Regions from separate parts of the Homo sapiens genome. Here region 2 is linked to region 1. The links are chromatin loops, found by intact Hi-C in ENCODE. Cell type or tissue: PC-9. All regions are shown on one strand. Links, peaks and the distances in the headings refer to the core of each region. The heading gives the core; the rest is flanking DNA.

Evidence for each region. A loop is a pair of places that touch in the nucleus more often than their neighbours do. Peaks named below come from ENCODE experiments on the same cell type or tissue, not always from the same donor. Only the 100,000 strongest peaks of a DNase experiment are listed, where the experiment ranks them.
Region 2: a loop joins it to region 1, with 7 times the contacts of the local background. A loop is called at or near these places in 28 of 110 quality-filtered maps.

Annotation. Positions count from the first base shown.
Region 1 is chr9:114,909,647-114,912,559 of GRCh38, reverse strand. The region is part of intron 2 of TNFSF8 (TNF superfamily member 8); the gene reads left to right. Among named protein-coding and RNA genes, the nearest start is that of TNFSF8, 19 kb to the left of the region's middle. In PC-9, for the core only: CTCF peaks have their summits at 954 and 1,160 (motif pointing right); a DNase peak (open chromatin) is centred at 1,179; H3K27me3 peaks cover 749 bases.
Region 2 is chr9:114,660,804-114,663,716 of GRCh38, reverse strand. It overlaps LOC107987121 (a long non-coding RNA gene), which reads right to left. Exons shown (of 2, transcript XR_007061744.1): 2 at 2,337-2,913. Among named protein-coding and RNA genes, the nearest start is that of TEX53, 4.5 kb to the right of the region's middle. In PC-9, for the core only: CTCF peaks have their summits at 1,228 and 1,427 (motif pointing left); no DNase peak of the experiment used is centred there.

The DNA.
Region 1 (2,913 bases), core at 166-2,665:
AAATTAGCTGGGCATGGTGGCACACGCCTGTAGTCCCAGCTACTCAAGAGGCTGAGGCAGGAGAATCGCTTGAACCCCAGAGGCGGAGATTGCAGTGAGCCAAGATCGCACTACTGCACTCCAGCCTGGCAACAGAGTGAGGGAGGGTAAGGGAGAGAAAGCAGGCCCATTCCTTGAAATTGTTTTGTTATGTATTTCATTCAAACTATCTAGACACAACATGTGTTGGCTTAAGTTTCTACATTTCAAGCAGCACAAACCATGGACTAGGGCACAGGACTCAACCACTGTTTGGTATAGTTTGGGTGGTAGACACCAGGCTCATTTTTATGCATTATCTCATTTAATCCTCTCTACAACTCTCCATGACAGTTATTTTATTATTCTCACTTTTAAGAAGAAAACAGGACAATTCAAAGAGGCTGCATGATTTTTGCAAAGCCACACAGCTAGTAATGGCAGACGTGGAATTTGAACATAAGTCTGTCTAACTTTCTAAAATTGATTTGAACCCAAAACGAACTTTCTAAAATTGCTGCCATACTTTTGCATTTTGAACAGGTAGGGAGTGTTTTTTTATTAAGGTTATTAGAATGTTAGCAAAATTTACCCTATGTCTCCAGACTCACCTTTCCTTTTAAATTATAGACTTTAAAGATGCTTCTTACTTACCCACAGTAATGTCAATTCAACCTGTGTTTAGTATAAATGAATTCCAAGGAAATGCCCATAGTGTCAGACAGGTTTACTAACTGTTGCAGATACACTGCAACAAGTCAGGACTGAAAAGACCTTAACATCCCAAGGAAAGTAGGTGGGGCAGGGGGCGGGGGGAGGCAGGATTTAAATTATTTAAAGGAATTCCAACTTGACCTTAATTTATATTTACTGATCACTTCCTATGTGCTCAGTCAGCACTAAGTGTGTTCATATGGGCATTCTCCAAATCCTTTTGGAAATCAGGGTCACCTAGTGGTCCTTTGTTTAACAAATGGTCCATCCTGCAGTTTATCTCTCTATTACTAGTTGGCTTAGTGATATCAAGGAATTGGTCAAAAGCCTCAATTACTTTTGCACCAACCTAATAGTTGAAATGACCCTTGCTCAGGTTAAGGACTCACTTTGAATCCAAATTTTATCCAGAGGGGAGAGACTGTCCTCTAGATGTCACTGTTGGGACTCTCCTGGATATTGTCCCTGAAGCCTGGAATGAAGAAGCCAGGGCATGGCAGATGCAGAGTCATTAGGATAATCCCTTTCCTTCTTGGAAGGATTAAAACATTTTTCAACAAATGTAAAGAGGATTCAGCACACATTCCTGGAAGCATCAGATAGCCTTAAACACTTAGGTACTTAATTGAGAAGCTCCCGTCCATCAAATAATGTCATGAGCTTCATTTTAATGAGCATTTCATCTGCCAATTCACTCTGCTAAGTGGCATTGCTAAACTGTGCCACTATAACAACAAAGAAAAGAGGAGTAAGGCAGAAAGAATCTACTTTACTGAGTGTCTCCTCTAGCCACAGGCCACACTGATCACTTGACATCCACGGTCTCATTGCATCTTCATGACATCCATACATTTAGGTTGATTGTTTTAATTCTCACTTAATGGATGTGGCAGCTGAGGCTCAGTAAGGGGAAATGACAGATCCAGAGCTAAAAGCTATGACCAGAATTCAGGTGCTCTTTTTGCGATGCATCGTGTCTTCCTTGTTCTTATATCAAAGGTGCTGTACATCTGGAAGGTACCTGGCACTCAAACCACATACCATCTGGCCGGGATGGTTGGCTTGGTCTGTTTTGCCATGGTAGAGCCGCCTTGAGCATATTTGCATCTTTATGTGCCCATGACTTGTAACTTGGCAGTGTTCAGCACATGGGCCTGAAGTCATCTGCTGGCATTCTCCCACAAGATGGAACCCAGGAGCTCATTAGTGCTTGTTTTCCCAGCACCTCCAGCTGTCTTGTCAGTTTTCAGTTCCAGTGTCTGTAGTGGCTGCAAACCCACTTCTTCCTGCATTTAACCCTTCCTATTCCACAGGAATACTGAAAGTCAGAGAAGAGCCCTGGATTAGAAGTCAGAAGCCCTGTGTTCTGAACCCAGCTCCACCATTTACCTACTGTGGAGTCTTGGGCCAGACCCTAGTCTCTCTGGGTAGTCTCGCCACTCCTAAAACTAGGATCTCTGTTAGCATGGCATTTAGTGACCCTTTCTGTCTAATATTGTGAAATCTCAAGGTGAGAGCTAGTCTTAAGGTTTCCATAATCTTGACCTTCTAGAATATGCTCCTTTCACCACCTCGAGCAACCTCTCTTTCTATCTCTCTCCTCTGTGTGAAACTGGCCAGGAGGGTTTTGTTGGCACATCTTTCTCTTCAGCCTCTCAAACAAAACCACAGAAAGTCCCATGATCCTTCTAGAAGAGGCTAAAGCTTGGAAAGATGATTTACAAAGCTGATGCATCTGAAAGCTTTGGTCCTCAGGGAAGTTCAGGCAGTGCTAGGGTTGTCTGAAAGATAGACTGCCCTACAGAAAGAGTAAGGAGCCCTGGTCTCTGGTCCTGTCTCTCTCACTAACTCTCTGGATGACCTAGGATCAGCCTGCCATAGGGGCAACATTGAGGAGCACATGGGTTATGTGTTCACCAAGCCTGAACCAGGCCATCTCAGGGAACTTTCATTTCTCCAAACTATGCAAATCCTTACAGAACCAGACTATTCATAACTTAGATTGTCCTCAGAGCTAAAATATTCTGTTCTACTACTGCAGGTGTCTGAAAACCTGAATGTGTGAAGACACAGTCTCCTACCTTGGGTAATGCAACATGCCCATAAAGATAGACAGGTGCAGCTGGGACCGACTCCCCATCCCAAACCTTCCCACCCCCACCACCAGCAGGTCTGATAGGG
Region 2 (2,913 bases), core at 149-2,648, 250 kb after region 1:
ACTCTCCTTGTGCAACCTTCTGGACCTGTTGCCTGTTTGGGGGAGGGTAGTTTCTTAATAAATTTCTTCTACAGAAATTGATAGTTTCTATCTTTAATGCAGTCAATTTAATAAACTATTTTCCCAGAAAACTATCTACTTCATAGTTTTTCAAACTTTTTTACATAAAAGTATATTATGGACTCTAAAGATTTTTAAAATTTCTTTTGTTTCAACAATTTTTCCCCCTTATTCTTTCTAATTTTATATATTTTTGCTTTCTCCTTTTTTTCCTGATTAAGCTACACAGTATTTCTATTTTGTTAATTTTTTTCAAAAAAAGATTTTGATTAATTAGATCTGCTTTTTAATACTCTAGTAAATTCTGCTTTTAATCTTATACTTTCTTTTCCTTACTTTGTTGCTCTTTTTCCAGCTTTAAGAATTGGGAAATTATTTCATTCTTTTATTTTCTTGATACAAGTGTTTAAACACAGTGGTAGACAGAATAATGACCCCACTGCAAAAGATTAAAGTTGAAGATACAATTAAGGTTGCTAATCAGTGACCTTGAGATAATTCACAATTACCTGGGTGGGCCCCATCTAATCACATTGGGAGAATCTGCAGCCCACTCTGGGGCATGTTTCTGCCACAACAGCACAGAGGCCAGGACAGGAGAGGAGGTGGCAGCAGTCGGGAATTCACCAACATCCCCTTCCTGGGGAGAAGGAACTAAATTGTCATATGACTTGCTTGGCCAATGAAAACATAACAGATAGGACACTAACAGGGGCTTAGAAATGTGTTTTCACAGTGGGGCTTGCTGTGTCTTCCTCTAGCAGCCCCAGAAGAAGAACACACCTGGCTAGCCTACTAACCCAAAAGGGGTAAGAGACATGTGAGGCAGAACCACTCCAGCCGACCTGATAGGCACAGTGGACATTACAGCATGGTGGACAAAGGAATGGACTGCTGGAGAGGGGCTCAGCATATGTCCTCCCTCCTCCCTGCCTTTGTGGTTCAGTCCAAACCCCACTGTCCCCAACATTCCCCGGTTCCCCCACTCTGTGACATCACAGACAGCCTCCTGTCCACTCTGCCAGCTGCAGGTGAATGAGACTCATAGGTTAGACCTAAGGGTAAGAGGGCGTAATTTTTCTGTACTAAAACAGAAAATGTCCCCGCCACTCCTGGACACCTATTCACTTTGCTACAAGAAGCACCCCTTATTTGCCTTGACCCCACTGTTTCTCTGTCTCTGGGTCTCAGTCTCCCCCACTGTGCTGAAAGACTCCTGAGGGCTCCCCTAGCTCCAGACGACTTCCTGTTTGACTTCATTGATCTTTCTTATTCTGATCAAGGTGCTGTGGGGTCCCTAGAGACCTGAAACTCACAGCCCAGTGGGGACAGCCCAAGGGCCCTTTTCTTTGGCTCCTGCTTCCCTCTAGAGGCGGACACTGGTAATGCAAGAAACACCACACCCACCCCTACTCTGTCCCAGCCAGCATCTCAGTGATATTAAACGCCTACTGTGTACCGCATACCCTGCAAAGCACTTGACATCTTTATGTCACCAAATCCTTACAACGGCATTCTGCGGGTAGGTTTCACCATACCACTGCACAGACTGGAAAACTGAGGTTCAAGGAAGCTAAACGGCCCGAAATTACACAGCAAGGTGCAACAGGAATTAAGAACTGAAGTCCATCTAAGTAAAAAAGGAGTGTGCTCTTAACTGTTATGCTGTTCTGCCAGGCTTCAGATGGAGCCTTTCCATTTAAAAACCACTTACCATCAACTCTTGGAGATCAAGGTGGTTCTGAACATCTCATTCTGGAATTGTATAGACGGAATAAAATCTGGCTTCAGATAAAACTACATTAAAATCCCAGCTGTTCCTCTTGGCTGCCACAGCTGAGCAAGTCACCTTTCTTAGGCTCAATTCCCTCCATCTGGAAAATCAGACAAAGTCCTGCCTTGCAAGGTGGAGAGGAAAATGAAATGAGCTCAGCAATGTCAAAGGACCTGCCCAAATGCTCAATGAATGTCAGTGTTCTGTTTCTATTCCCATAACTTTCTGACATTAAAGAAAAAAAAAAGCCTGTTCATGGAAGGGAGAACAGGGTGAAGGATTGAGCGTACCATTGTCCAACAGTCAGACAATGTTCCTGTATTTATTCAATCAGTATGGAGAGCATACGCGTTCTGCACACAGCCCGGTGCTGCATCCTGGGACCCGAAGGTGGGCTGGACCCACCCCTGCCTCCTCGAGAGTGAGGCTCTGTTGCTCTTGTCCACGGCAGTATCCCCAGCACCACAGTCAGTGCTTGGCACCAGTAGGTCCTCAAAAAGTATATGCTGAACAAATTTTTTTAATCACTGATTTTTTGTAGGCAAATAAACAGGCAGTGAAAATACAGTCCATTCAACAAATATTACTGAGCATCCACTGTGGTTTAGGCAGACACTGGAATGACAGTCAGGTCCAGGACACAGGGAAGCCCAGGGGACAAGGGAACCATAAAGGAAATGCCTCAATTCATCCCAGGTTTAAGAGATGGCTTCCTGGCTGGGTATGGTGGCTCACACCTGTAACCCCAGCAACTTGGGAGACAGAGGCGGGCAGATCACTTGAGATCGGGAATTCAAGACCAGCCTGACCAACATGGCACAACTCTGTCTCTACTAAAAATACAAAAATTAGCTGGGTGTGATGGTGTGCACCTATAATCCCAGCTACTCAGGAGGCTGAGGCAAAAGAATCGCTTAAGCCCAAAGGGTGGAGGATGGTTGAAGTGAGCCAAGATCGCACCACTGCACTCCAGCCTGGGTGATACAGTGAGACTCTGTCTCAAAAAAAAAAAAAAAAAAAGGAATGGCTTCTTGAAGGAAGTGACACCTGAGCTGTCTTCAAGTGTGATGAGGAGAGGA